Regions from separate parts of the Homo sapiens genome. Here regions 2 and 3 are each linked to region 1. A link is a contact called in ENCODE Hi-C data. All regions are on one chromosome and are shown on one strand. The core of a region is the stretch at or near the end of the contact, and the rest is flanking DNA. Distances in the headings are between cores, read along the strand shown. Region 1 holds the start of ACTR6 (actin related protein 6). Region 2 holds the start of TCP11L2 (t-complex 11 like 2). Region 3 holds the start of ISCU (iron-sulfur cluster assembly enzyme).

The links. Hi-C counts contacts between places; a loop is a spot of excess contacts on that map. Pooled maps may share reads with other maps.
Region 2: a loop to region 1 is called in a pooled map, with 19 times the contacts of the local background. The contact joins the promoter of TCP11L2 here to the promoter of ACTR6 in region 1. A Hi-C loop is called at or near these places in 5 of 50 pooled maps.
Region 3: a loop to region 1 is called in a map of B cell, with 21 times the contacts of the local background. The contact joins the promoter of ISCU here to the promoter of ACTR6 in region 1. A Hi-C loop is called at or near these places in 2 of 168 maps with a recorded cell type or tissue (B cell and CD4-positive, alpha-beta memory T cell) and 3 of 50 pooled maps.

What each region holds. Positions count from the first base shown.
Region 1 is chr12:100,198,950-100,203,717 of GRCh38, forward strand. It overlaps ACTR6 (actin related protein 6), which reads left to right and starts at 1,866. Exons shown (of 11, transcript NM_022496.5): 1 at 1,866-1,970. The coding sequence starts at 1,903. RefSeq lists a silencer at 810-1,169 and enhancers at 1,662-1,956, 1,930-2,129, 2,974-3,661, 3,662-4,347, 3,979-4,038.
Region 2 is chr12:106,299,616-106,304,053 of GRCh38, forward strand. TCP11L2 (t-complex 11 like 2) reads left to right here and starts at 3,118. Exons shown (of 10, transcript NM_152772.3): 1 at 3,118-3,326. RefSeq lists a silencer at 2,756-2,875 and enhancers at 2,896-3,781, 2,956-3,035, 3,046-3,185.
Region 3 is chr12:108,560,769-108,565,551 of GRCh38, forward strand. ISCU (iron-sulfur cluster assembly enzyme) reads left to right here and starts at 1,828. Exons shown (of 5, transcript NM_213595.4): 1 at 1,828-1,968; 2 at 3,511-3,624; 3 at 4,553-4,663. The coding sequence starts at 1,855. It overlaps SART3 (spliceosome associated factor 3, U4/U6 recycling protein), which reads right to left and starts at 405. Exons shown (of 19, transcript NM_014706.4): 1 at 75-405. The coding sequence starts at 386. RefSeq lists enhancers at 484-543, 554-653, 1,508-1,567, 1,638-1,717, 2,248-2,317 and silencers at 1,928-2,047, 3,008-3,057.

The sequences.
Region 1 (4,768 bases), core at 616-3,115:
AGTCTGCACAACAGAGCGAGATCCTATGGCAAAAAGAACAAATAAATAAAAATAAAATAAATGTACTAACATTTACTGAGCAGTTTAGAGTATAATTAGTTTAATCTCAACACCCCATGATATAGATACTACTGCTATCTCATTTTAGAGGACGCTGAAGGGCAGAGCGGTTAACTGATGTACCAAGGTCCTAGCAGAGTTCTAAAGGAGGCCCCTGGGGCAGAAGCCTACGGTTATGAATGCTTGGGAGGGCTGCACCGGACATCCACGGGATGCTGGGGGTGAGAAGACACTAGAGAGGGGTCAGAGGGAAGGAGCAGAGGGAGATAATGGGTCAAAGTGTCTGAGGAAGGAGACTGGGCTGGGTAGCCCCAGCCACCCGGGCCTAAGCCCAGGTGGAGGGGAGGAGATAGGAACGAGGACGGGATGTGGAGAAGTGGGGAAAGGCAGGCCGACGTTGGCAGGGTGCGAGGAGGCCTTGGAGAAAGGAGGGTGGATGGGGCAGGCCCCCAGGGGAGGCAAGGAGCGCCGACAGAAGGGCCCAGGCGCTTGCAGGGCGCGAGTTCCCACCTCAAGCACCGTGGCGGCTCCCGCGCTGCGCACCTGGAAGTGCGCAGGCTGCTCCGCCGCCTCGTCGGCGCGCTGGTAGCTGAAGCAGGCTTCTGCTATGTCCAGGTGGCCGAGGGGCAGCGGGTCGTGGGGGTTCTTGAAGTAGCAGAGGCAGCAGCGGCGCCCGTCCAACACGAACCGACGGCTGCGGTAGCCACGCAGTCGCGCTGGTTCCCGCGCGGTACCCGCCCCGGGCTCTGCAGCCTCCCCATCGCCGTCGCTGCCCTCCTCTGCCCGGGTTCCGGCCCCGGTATGGCTGCCTGCGCGCCAACCGTTTGTTCCCCGGCCCCCGCGCCTTCGCGCTGCGGCTGCTGCGCTCCCTGCCCCCGCGGTGCCCCCTTCCCGCCGCCCCGCTCCTCTCTCAGGCGCTCAAAGTGGCCTGGAATTTGTAGAACGCCCCCCTCCAAGCCCGTTGGCAGTTGTCCTAGCCCGCTGGCCCTTGCCCCCGCCCGCTGGCCGTTGCCCCCGCGACGCCCCGGAAGCCAGGTCCTGCCTCCCGCACCTGCCAAGTCCCCGCCCTGCCGGAGTCTCGCTCTGTCGCCCAGGCTGGAGTGTAGTGGAGCCATCTCGGCTCACTGCAACCTCCGCCTCCCCGGTTCAAGCAATTCTCCCGCCTCAGCCTCCCGAGTACTTGGGATTACAGGCGCCCGCCACCTCGCCCGGCTACTTTTTGTATTTTTAATAGAGACGGGGTTTCGCCGTGTTGGTCAGGCTGGTCTCAAGCTCCTGACCTCAAGTGATCTGCTTGCCTTGGTCTCCTAAAGTGCTGGGATTACAGGCGTGAGCCACCGCGTCCGGCCCAAAAGCCTTTTTTGGATGAGAAAGACTCACTCAGCTTCGTCCTGAAGAGCAAGTGGGCTGGGGAAGAGGAGAGTATGAATGTGAGTCCAAGAGCAAGTTTTGCACTTTTTTCTTCAAAGAATGTCACCGTCTGAAGAATGCGATTGGAAGACACACACACACACACACACACACACACACACGCAGCCGGTTCTCTACAGGATTAGAAAAAACTTGCGCGAATTAATCTGCGTAGTTAAAAACAAATACGAAATGAGCGAGAAAGCACATAGTAGTCAAATCTCGCCACCACATAAACAGGTTAAGTTTGGAAGCACAGCCCCTAACATTCGGTGCTGCTTAGCATCTCCGACTTCCGGCGTCCTCCGTTGCTAAGGTGACCAGAGGCGCGTCCTAACGCTCCGCCCAACAAACCATAGAGTACCGGAAAAAGCTCGAGCAGAGGGGTCGGAAAGGGAAAACAACTACGGCTGCGGTGTGGTTGGTGGTGAGATGACGACCTTAGTGCTGGATAATGGAGCTTACAACGCCAAAATCGGTTACAGCCATGAAAATGTGTCGTAAGTACTTTCTTTCTCCGAGGGACAAGATATATACGCCTAGTGGTTTCATGTGCTACGTTTCATCTCCGGACATCAATGAACTGCAGACACCCCCGCGCGGCCCTGACTTAGCCAGAGGGATTCCCTGGTTGGAGCTGGGTGGGTGATTGTGATGCTTTGAATTGAAATTGATTTTGGTTTTAGTTTTGGGCTGCGAGGCCCCGGAAGTGGGATATATGTTTTATTTCGTAACAGGAAATAGCCAAAGAAAATAGGCTTATAGAGATGCGTTCCTGACAGAAGGGTCCGTAAAGTTCATCAGCCTTTGGAAACTATGGGCACGGTGTTTGGGTGTATGCGGATTTTCCTGGGTACAAGATTATAGGTTTCATTAGATTCTCAAAGGGTTCTATGACCCTCCAAAAGTCTAAAAATCACGGTCTTAGGATCTAGAGGCTTTGAAGACTTTGGCCTACTGGCCGACCTAGTTGGTAAGGTCAATTAAACAGAAGTACTGTTAATACAATGGCATTCATAACATGTATAGTCATAAAATATATGTTTGAATAAATAAGCAAACCTAAAGACACGCCTTTCCTTTATCAAATTAACAGAGCATTAAAAAAAATTCTTTCCTTCCTCCCTCCTTTCCTTCTTTTTCATTTCTTTTGAAACAGAAATGAAAGAGGGAAATCAAACTGAGTAGGAATGTAAATTGTTACAATCTTTCTGGAAAACGTTTTGGCAATGTGTATCATTATCATTGTCACCGAGGCTGGAGTGCCGTGGTGCGATCTCAGCTCACTGCAGCCTGAATTCAAGTGATTCTCCCGCCTCAGCCTCCAGAGTAGCTGGGATTATAGGCGTGCACCACCACTCCCAGCGAATTTTTTGTATTTTTGTTAGAGACGGGGTTTCATCATGTTGGCCAGGCCGGTCTCGAGCCCCTGGCCTCAAGCAGTCTACCCGCGTTGGCCTCCCAAAGTGCTGGTATTAGGGGCGTGAGCCCTACACCCAGCTGACAAAGCAATTTTTTTTTTTTTTTTTGGAGAGGGAGTCTGGCTCTCTTGTCCAGGCTGGAGTGCAGTGGCACGATCTCGGCTCGCTGCAACCTCTGCCTCCCGGGTTCAAGCCATTCTCATGCCTCAGCCTCCCAAGTAGCTGGGACTACAGTTGCGCACCACCACGCCTGGCTAAGTTTTGTATTTTTAGTAGAGACGGGGGTTTCACCATTTTGGCCATGCTGGTCTGGAATTCCTGACCTCGTGATCTGCCTGCTTCAGCCTCCTAAAGTGCTGGGATTACAGGTGTGAGCCACCGCACCGGGCCATGACACAGCAATTCTGTTATTACCTAGAGAATTAATTAGAAGTGCTTTGTATTATTCATAGTCATCGTATACAGGCAGCCAAAAAATGGGAAGGAAGCTAAATAATCAGGAATAGCATATTGGCTAAATACACCAAAATACAACCTGAGACTGATAACAAATTCAAGCTTCTTAAAATTATGTCTTCAAAGAACATTTAAACATGTAGAGAAAATGCTGACAGTATTATAAGTGAAATAAGCAGGTGTAAAACATTTTTTTACAGTATTATCCCAGTGTCATCTCGTATACACATACAGACACATTTGTATGCATACATGTGTGTATAATTAATAATGGCTCTAGTTTGTCTTCCAAACCAGATTGTAAGCTCATGGCAAGCAGCAAGAGGCCCAGGTGGGTGGATCACGAGGTTAGGAGATCCAGAGCATCATGGCTAACACGGCGAAACCCTGTCTCTACTAAAAATACAAAAATTAGCCGGGCGTAGTGGCAGGCGCCTGTAGTCCCAGCTACCTGGGAGGCTGAGGCGGGAGAATGGCGTGGGCCTGGGAGGCGGAGCTTGCAGTGAGCCGAGATCACGCCACTGCACTCCAGCCTGGGGCGACAAAGCGAGACTCGGTCTCAAAAAAAAAAAAAAAAAGTTGCTACTTCTGTACCCTGTAGCAGCAGCAGTCTCCAACCTTTTTGGCACCAAGGACTGGTTTCGTGGAAGACAATTTTAACGTGTGGTTGGGGGTATGAGTGTGGGCGATGGTTTTGAAATGAAACTATTCTCAGGTATTAGATTCTCACAAAAAAAGTGCACAAACTATATCCCTTGCATGCACAGTTCAAAATAGGGTTCCTGCTCCTATGAGAATCTAATGCTATGGCTGATCTGACAGGAAGTGCAATTTAGGTGTTAATGCTTACGGCCCCACCCTCCTTCCCCACCCTGGTGCTCACCTCTTGCTATGAAGGCTTGGTTCCCAACAGACCACAGACAGGTACCGGACCACAAGCCCTGCGGTTGGGGATCCCTGCCCTATAGCATCTTGCTGATTGAAGATCTTTGGCTTCATGGGAACTTAATTTATTTTATTTTTTTGAGACAGAGTCTTGCTCTGTCGCCCAGGCTGGAGTGCAGTGGCACAATCTCTGCTCACTGCAACCTCCGCCTCCTGGGTTCAAGCAATTCTCCTGCCTCAGCCTCCCCAGTAGGTGGGATTACAGGCATGCACCACCATGCCCAGCTAATTTTTATATTTTTTAGTAGAGATGGGGTTTTACCATGTTGGCCAGGCTGGTCTTAAACTCCTGACCTCATGATCCGCCCGCCTCCGCCTTCCAAAGTGCTGGGATTACATGCTGTGAGCCACTGCTCCCGGCTGGAAACTTAATTTTTATGGCCATAATTTTTAACTTGTGAATCTTTTTTTTTTTTTTTTTTTTTTTGAGACGGAGTCTCGCTCTGTCGTCCAGGCTGGAATGCAGTGGCGTGATC
Region 2 (4,438 bases), core at 1,868-4,367, 6.1 Mb after region 1:
AAAGAAGCTTGGAACATAATGAGAAGCTCAGAAACTCAGATAAACACAGTAAGAGAAGCCTCACAACTCCCATAGAGAGAAATAGGGGACAAGATCACTGGAAGTATTTAAATTATTCTCTTGTGTTCCTCATATTCTGTCCTAGATGAGTCCCGTATAGCTAAATTTGCATTACATTAAATCAGTACAATATGCAACTCCACTAGAAAAGTTATAAGGCTGAGAGGTTGCAAATCCAACTGTAATTACATTTTTAGATTTTTGTCAATGATTTATTATAATTTAAAACTCAGATTTCAGATGTGTAAAAAGAAAATGAGTATTTCTATTTCTTCATCGAACAAAAATTTTGATCTGCCCTTAGTCTTTTGCCAAGAGTGATAGACCACATTTAGTCTACCGTGTAATTTACAGGGAGAAAAAAAAACTGTATTACTGTGAGTTCTCTAAGTGGTTCAAAAAGGTAAGTTAGAAAAACTAGGTGTAATAATATGTCTTCTTCAAATAAAATGCTAATTATTTTACTTCTAAAGAGGTTGCCTTTTCAGATTTTGTTGTTTTTTTTTTTTCCTCAGAAAGCCATAAACATAACCTGAGCAGGGAAGATTTTGTGTTATGACTGTCTGAGCCCTCTGAGCAACAATGTGATACAAGGCTCATTTTTGAGGGAACTGCCTTATATTTTACAGCACTCCATTTTTTCAAAGTGTTGTTTTTGTTTTGTTTTGTTTTGAGATGGAGTCTCGCTCTGTCGCCCAGGCCGGAGTAAAGTGGCGTGATCTCGGCTCACTGCAACCTCCACCTCCCAGGTTCAAGCGATTCTCCTGCCTCAGCTTCCAGAGTAGCTGGGATTACAGGTGCGTGCCACCACGCCCAGCTAATTTTTTTGTATTTTTAGTAGAGACGGGGTTTCACCGTGTTAGCCAGGATGGTCTCGATCTCCTGACCTTGTGATCCACCTGCCTCGGCCTCCCAAAGTGCTTGGATTACAGGCATGAGCCACCGTGCCTGGCCCAAAGTGCTTTTATACACAAGTCAGGCCAAGGGCAGTTGGTCAGGTAATTCACAGAAGGGTTTTCAGATAGCAAGTTATTTAACATTAAAGTAACAGAAGATAGTATTTCCAGCATCTTTTCTTATCTCAGCTTGGTTCTCTGATGTTACAGTTGAACTTGCTTTGACAAAAGCTGCTTTCCTGGTGGCTTTGAGAGCTACATATCTGAACTTTAAAAGAAGTGTCATGCCTAGGATCAGGCAGCTGGTCACTCCAGTATAAAGGACAACTACCCTGACTCATGGTCACCTGCTCCAACTTATGTCATAGCTCAAAACAATACTTAAATCCTTACAAAGCTAACAAAGGAAGTAATGTTGCCATGTGTCATTGTCACAGAATTACCAGAAGTTTGGGGGATTTGGGTGTTCATCTTTCTATTGTGGAGTTTTTAGGGTGGTGATGGCAGTTGTGTGGTGGTTGTCATTTGGCAGGAATTGAAATTGGAGGCTTCTGTCATTCTGATTACTTATCCAACGAATGACACAAATAAGAGCATGTTTGTAGGGAAGAACTCAGGTGGGGACAGCACCTTCTATTTAATCTCTTAACCTGTATTATTAGGTTGTATATTTTAGGAGAAGAGAGGAAAGTGGCAAAAGGAGGCACAGATACAAATTTATACAGATCACCAGCTAAGTTTGGCCACAGTGGTTTGCCAAAGAATTTCAATAACTAATACTTAGAGTGCTTACTGTGCACCCTGCTAAGCACTTCACATGCTTTATTTCACTTTATCCTCAAAATAACCCAAGGAAATAGCTATCATTGTTATCCCCAGAGACCAAGATCTCATGGATAGTGAATGTCAGAGCCAGGACTGGAACCATAGAGGAGTCTGTGTTGTAACCACTGAACAACTGACTTTCTACCCTGCTTTAAAATGTTGCCTGTTGTTTGTTGTTGTTGTTTTTGAACGGTGGTGGCCAATCTGCCTCCACAATCCAGACATAATTTCGGCACTAAACAGAAATACTTTAGTCTATACAAACTTCATGTAAGTAGTTCCTGCATGAAACTATTTCCCAAGTAATACAGCACCGATTTACACCTGGCAGAAGGCATAGTTTTGATGTGAACAGTTGGGGGAAGCTTGTTTCTCTACACCCTCAAGCACGCCCACAGCAGGAGCTGAGCAGCAGGCCAGACGGCACAGAGCCCTCCTGGGACTGGTTATTTACATTAACCAAGGTGGAAACTTCTCCCGGAGATAGGTGCTGCCAAGAACCCTAGAGGAAGTAAGACGCTTTATCTTTTGCACGCACGCCAAGTCTTCAGAGGGCCTGGATGGGTGTGACTCCAAGGAGCTAATCGTCCCGTGCAGGTGCAAATCTAGACCCGTGTTTATGTGGAGGTGTAGACGCAACTGGAGATGACCCGGTTAGTGGCTGACGTGCGTGGGAAAGCCCACCAGCAGCGTTGTTGGTTGGGTTGTCTCTGTAAGTGTGGACAGTGTGTTGGTGGGCACCCAGTTCCGATTGCCCCGTCTAGACAGGGGTGTGCGGGCACTCAATGTTCCACGCGCGGCCGGGAGCTCGCAGTGTGGTCCACGCCAGTGCGCCTGGAAGCCCAGGGGATCTGTCCGGCACTCCACTGGAGGCTTGGCCCGCGGCTTCGCCCACCTCCCCAGAGCCCCGCTCAGCCCCCGCTCCCCCCGCTCAGCCCCCGCTCAGCCCCCGCTCAGCCCCCGCTCAGCCCCCGCTCAGCCCCCGCTCAGCCCCCGCTCAGCCCCCGCTCAGCCCCCGCTCCCCCACTCGGCCCCGCCCCCAGTGCCCTGGCAGGCCCCGCCCCCAACGCCGGGCGCTCCCGTCGGCTCGGCGGCCTCAGTTCCGTAAACACTTCTCACCCCGCCCCCGGCAGCCCGGACCGCACCACTCGCCGCGCGGGGGAACCGTGCCCTCTCGCATCCGAAACACCCTCCCATCCGAGCTGTTCTCGGCCTCTCTGGTTCAAACTGACGAAGACTGTTTCTCTAATAGGTTCAGTCTGTGAGCGCTCGGCTTTCGGAGACTGAAGGGCCCTGGATCCCCTTGCCCCGTCGCGCCGTCGTCCCCCCGCTATCCGGTTTTGTGATGGCCGCGCCGTGGCTGCCTCCCTAGAGTCCCTCAGGGCCCTTTAAATACCGCGTTGGGGGGGACACTGGGGCTGGGGGGGTTTGTTGGGCTGGTGAGTTTTCGAGGTGACTGTGCTGTGCTCGGTGAGGGGACGCCCAGAGAGCCCTGACCCGGGGTCACTCCGTCGCCGTTCTCCTCTTGTCTACGTGCTGGACCCGGTGCGTATCCATCACGGGGGAGGCGTTGCCGGCTCGGAGGTGACCGGCCAGGTCCAACGGAGGGGACACCGCTGCAGCCCGAAGGCTCCCCTGCCCTATCTCGGAACTCCATCCTGGGAAGGCGGGGTCAGGGGCCATCAAGCTCGGCTCCTAGTTCATGTCTTCCCACTCCGCGTCCCCTTGTTTGACCTCGAACTGCCGTCCCGCGTGGGAGCGGGGAGCGGGGCACCGAGTGGCCGCCCCGCGTGTCGGGGTGGACACGGACTTCGGGCCTCGGAGGCCGCTTCGCCGCTGTTTAAATCCTGCTGGACAGGTACCAGCGGCATCCCGCCATCAGGGGCCCAGGGCACCCCCTTCCCCCACACTCCTCGGCCGGGCTGGAGTAGGGAACTGAGCCAGGGTAGAGGCAGGGCGGGCCCGGCAGCGTGTGTTTGGGATTTGTTGCCGTGGTTTCCCCGGCACTCAGCTCTGCCTCCGCCGTCCCCTCCCCCAAGGGTTTGTTTTGACAGGAAACCTGGTGCTGCTGGAGGGGAGGGGCGGCCAGAGGACGTGGGTGAGGTCGTGCAGACTGCTGCTGCGTCCCCTTGCCGGGACCTTTGGTTAAGGGGAAGAGGTGGAGAAAAGCCGATTGGGCCTGGGCTCGAACGCTGAACCCTCAGGTGTTGCTTGTGCTTCCCAAAGCTGCTACTGTAGGTGGCACCACTGGGGGTAATAGCAATGATTTGAGGTGGCATATGGATGAACATAGTTACTTGTTTTCGTTACTATTAAGAAAATCTGTTCCATTAAGTAAGCAGTTTCACAATGATAGAGTTTCCTTTTAAAATAAATATATTTAAATGCAAAAATCTAGTCAAGATAGAGACGCGGTTACTAAATTATAGTAAAGGTAAGGAGGGAGACGTAGAAATAGTCATGAAGAGTGGCACTCAAACGACTTAAGTTTGGGAAATCTTAGATGGTTGTCCTGCTACCTTAACTGTGAAGAAACTGGACAAGTTGTCCTTGTCCCCAGTGGGTGTCTCAGCACCCATGGTCACCAGCCCAGTCAGGGACTTTGCTCTTCTTACCTGCCAACGGATAATGAGTTAATCTCAGTGGTTCCCACTTGA
Region 3 (4,783 bases), core at 578-3,077, 8.4 Mb after region 1:
GGAGGCGGGCCAGGACATGGGGACCCGAGGACCTGAAAGACTGGAAGATGCCCGCTGCCCACCCCCGGGCCCACCTGCTCCTCCAGTCTCTCAATCTCCAGCTGGTTTTTCTCCTCCTCTTCGTCATATTCCCACTCGTACTCCCCGGGGGAGCTCTCCGCGGAGGAAGCCATGGCGTACTCATCCCCATCGCTCTCGCTCACGCCTTCCTCCTGCTGATCCCACGCTGGCCCCATGGTCTTGTATGTCGCAGCGGCCACAGCCCGCGATAACACCTTCCTCCTTGTCCTAGCCGCCTTAACCTCATCCTCCTCTCCGTCAGCCTTGGGCCCAGCCTTGGACTCAGCCTCGGGTTCTGAAGCCGAGGTTTCGGCCGCAGTCGCCATCTTGCGCTTCTAATGACTCTCGGGTCTTCCCGCGGCCGCCGAAGACCCGCTGAGGCAGAAGCTGCCCGCGGCGCGCGCCTTATCAAAAACCCGTTTTCTTGCCATTGAAAGAGAAACTGGGAACTTAGATAACAGGAAAATCTCCACATACACTAAATTCACATTATTTTATACCCTGTAAAAGCTCCCACCAGATATAAAAACTCATTATAATGGCATGCGTTCCGTCACAACTTCGGACAGAAGTTGGGTCTTTGGGCAGGAAGTGGAAGCCATAGAGGAAGTCATGGAGCGAGAGTGATGTCTGTAGTGAAGAATTTGGCGCCATCTTGAGAAGGTCAAAGTGATTCTTCGATTAAATGCCTTACTTATCGCCTAGTGTGACCTGGCGCTTGGGTTTACTCTCCCCAGCAACTGCGCCTCAAACGCAAAGAAAACTGCAGGTCCTCGGGGAAGGATCGATTTCACCATTCAAGAGAAAAATCCATTTCCCAGATTCCTCCCCTTTATGTAAACGTCTGGTACCTAGTAGACGTTAAATACACGTGAGTTTTCCGGTTTTATAAGATCACATACTGCAAACCAACAGTAAATTACATTAATACGCATTTCTTTAGAAATTCTTAATTGCTAGGCACTGACATATAAATTGAGTTTGCTGTTGTTTTAGAGAGAAAAATAGACATATTCATTTTTTTTCAATCAGGACATGGTATTCGTTTCCTTCTTAAGCTTCCCATTTTTGAGGTAGGAAAGTATTGGTGTGTGTCTCTATCTCTACCTTGCTCCCTCATTAGCAGGCTTAATGGGCAGGAATTATGTCTGTTTTGCTTTCCGTTGGATCCCCGGGTCTAGTAGAGCGCCTTGACACATAGTAGGTACTCGACACAGATGCTGGCTTCATGATGAAGCAATTGTCCTCGAATTAATACAAAAGGGAAGATTCAGACTCAGCGAGCCGGTACCATTCGTCTAGGGACACACAGCCAGGAAGGAACCGAACCAGGATTCTAACCCAGGATTACCCAAGTTCGAATTCTAATTGAACATAAGTCCTTAGCGACCTTGGACGGACTTACTAAACTGCCCTGAATCTCGGCTTCCTTAGCTGCAAAATAGGGTTAGGAAAAGTGGACTCGGTGCTCCTCTGCGCCGCATTCCCGCAGCGGGATTTGTGAAAGCGAACTTGAGCCCCACACTGCAGAAGCCCTGAGGTCCTGTCTCAACCAGAATCCAGCACCCAGGACAAGCCCTCCAGCGACTTCAGACCTTCCCGCTCCCGACCCCGCCCGCCCCCGAGAGGCGTGGTCAAGGCGGGGCCAGAAGGCGGACGCGTGCACGGAGCGGTAAAGCGCAGGCGCAAAGCTTCGGTGACGTCAGAGAGGCGCGCTCCCAGCTCGGAGCCGACTCGCAGACGCGCCCCGCCCCTCGGCGTCGCTCTGGACTGGCGCAGGCGCAAGCCGGCAAGATGGCGGCGGCTGGGGCTTTCCGTCTGAGGCGGGCGGCATCGGCTCTGCTGCTGCGGAGCCCCCGCCTGCCCGCCCGGGAGCTGTCGGCCCCGGCCCGACTCTATCACAAGAAGGTAGGGACAAAAGAGGGACGCGCGGAATGCCGACTCAGCGGAGGCCTGGGCTGGAGGGGCGGCCGCGGGGTTCTGCGCAGCTAGGACTGGGAGCTGTCCCCTCCCACGTCTTTGCCCTGACTCGCTTTCCCTTGCTGCGCAGTGAGGCTCACTGCAACTGATAAACAACAGTTACCGCTCATCGGGCGGCGACTTCCAGGGGGCCCCGCCGCTGGCCGCGACTTCGTGCGTCCCAATTTTAAATTCGCCAACAGCCCAGGAGGCAGGGTCCTGTTGGGACTTGTCTTTCTGAGTCCAGGGACAGACACACCCCCGGAGCGGGCTCCGGCTTCAGCCACTCCGCTGCCCTGGCCAGATGACCTTGGGCTAGTCACTGCGCCTCTCTGAACCTGTTTCCCCAGGTGTAAATGGGGGGCTCTCAGCTGTCCCTTACAAAGGATACTGTGCGTGGAGTCCTGGCATGGTTCCTGGCACATAGGCCCCAGCACGAGGAGACCGTTTCTGTTACTGCTTTAGGAGTGCATAGGGGAGTCAGGCTTGTAACCAACATGCGTAATGTTTTTGTTTTGTTTGGGGGGTTTTTTGGCGGGGAAGGAGGGATAGATTCATAGTCTGCAGCCCCTTGCTGTCTGGTGGCACAAAGTCCCCCAGACGTGAGACTCCCACTCGAGAAACAACTAAAGAATGCCATAAATCAACGTGGCACAAAAGGCCCCTACATTAGATACTATCCTGAGGTCCCTTTTACTTGGAGTCAAAATCCTTAGTCAGATGGGGGGAAAAGGGGACTGGAAGATCGGCGTGCTTACTACTAACCAGTAACCAAACCTCAAGGTTATTAAGGCCTTCTGTGTGCCAGTTCGAATGGATGTTTATTGTGATCTGGCTTCTGCCCTTTCTCCAAGGGCTTCTTCACTCCTCCCCCTCCCGGGGGTGTGTTTTGTTGAGGGTACACCCTGAAGAAACTTGGACTAGCAGCCTTTCAGCAGCCAGGGTGCGCTGCTGCACCAGGGTGATGACAGGCTGTGAAATACGGTAATGGCACTGTTTTTATTTTAAAAGACACATAAACGTACACATTCCATAGCATTGTTCCCTGTGTAACAGTCACCTTAAGGCTTCTAAGAAAGCTTTCCCTCCCTGGGCCATGGTTATTTTTAGAATTTTTAAATAGTAATCATCCTTTGAGGATGGATTTTATTTGAAAATAACAAAACTGCTGTTTGAGCCCAAGTCTGGTGATGTAGGTGGGTGAAAGTCAAGTATTTTTGTAAAAATCCTATGGAACTAAGACATGATTTCACTGATTTTTTTTTCTTCTAGGTATCTCAAATCTGTGAAGTATTGTAGAGGAGACACAAAAGGAATTGGGGGTCACAAATGGTTCTCATTGACATGAGTGTAGACCTTTCTACTCAGGTGAAATTTGGTATTTAGTGATTGCCTGCCAGGTTCAAGATGCTGACCGAGGAGCTTACCATCAAACCAGAGACCAGTACCAATAGAGAGTGAACATGATTTATCTTAACCCTCTCATTTTAGGTTGTTGATCATTATGAAAATCCTAGAAACGTGGGGTCCCTTGACAAGACATCTAAAAATGTTGGAACTGGACTGGTGGGGGCTCCAGCATGTGGTGACGTAATGAAATTACAGGTATGGCTAGTCTTTTTTAATAGTGATAACAATAATCCCTTTAAGTTTACAAAGCACTTGCGCATTTCACTTGGTCTCCATCTTTATTCCTGTGAGATCTCCAAGCATTTCACTTGGTCTCCATTCCTGTGAGATGGGATGAGTCCATGTTAGATATGACTGGAGCAGGGCCTCAATCGTAGCTCTCCTGCTAGGCTAGTGTACTATGCCAACTTTTTCCAAAATAGAAAAGTAATCTCATTTTTGTACTCACTGTATCAGTTTAAATTCTGACTTCAGCCAACTAAAGAGTTTTGTGAATTTTACTGATCAAAGGAAAATCCCAGTGAGCTAGCAGTCCCCAATGAAACAAGAAACACAGTAAATTAAACCTGTCCCCAGATTGGGGGAAACATGAAAATAGTGTCTAGTGCTTTGGGTAAACTGTAGTTGTAGCACCAATCTGCTGCTTCATGGTGAGTGGGCAGCTTGCCAGAGGTCTTCATACCTATCTTGGAATACAGAAACAAAACAGGAGGAAACCACTAAGTGTAATCTGCTGCCCAAGAAAAAAGTATTAACCAGAGACCTTTATTGTGGACTCTGTCAGTGTTTAAAGAGGCCAGATTGCCCCAGCAGCTGTGAGCAGACTTCCACAAATAGAAGTTCATAGCCAAAATGCAGGCCAGAGTCACAAAACAAAAGAATATTGGAGTGGAGGGACATATTTTTCAGCTGATCTTTGTCAGTTGGGCCTGGATAGTTGTCCCTGCATTTCACTTTTCATCACTGAGCTCTTTGAAACAAGGCAAAGTCAGTAATTAATGCCATCACTTAGTGTGGAAAGCAAGCCCAAAGCCCTTGGGGAAGGCCCTGGTGAACCTTCGTGAGTGCCAGGTTCCAGAGGGTGGTCCCAGGACTCACCACTTAACTCTTGTCTCTTTTCTAGATTCAAGTGGATGAAAAGGGGAAGATTGTGGATGCTAGGTTTAAAACATTTGGCTGTGGTTCCGCAATTGCCTCCAGCTCATTAGCCACTGAATGGGTGAAAGGAAAGACGGTAAGGTGGCTCACAAATCTAATGGGTCAAAAACAAGTAACCATGACTTTTTTTTAATATTCTAAATTTTTAAAATTTCTCCTATGCAGATGTTGATTATATTATCATTTCTTCAAATTG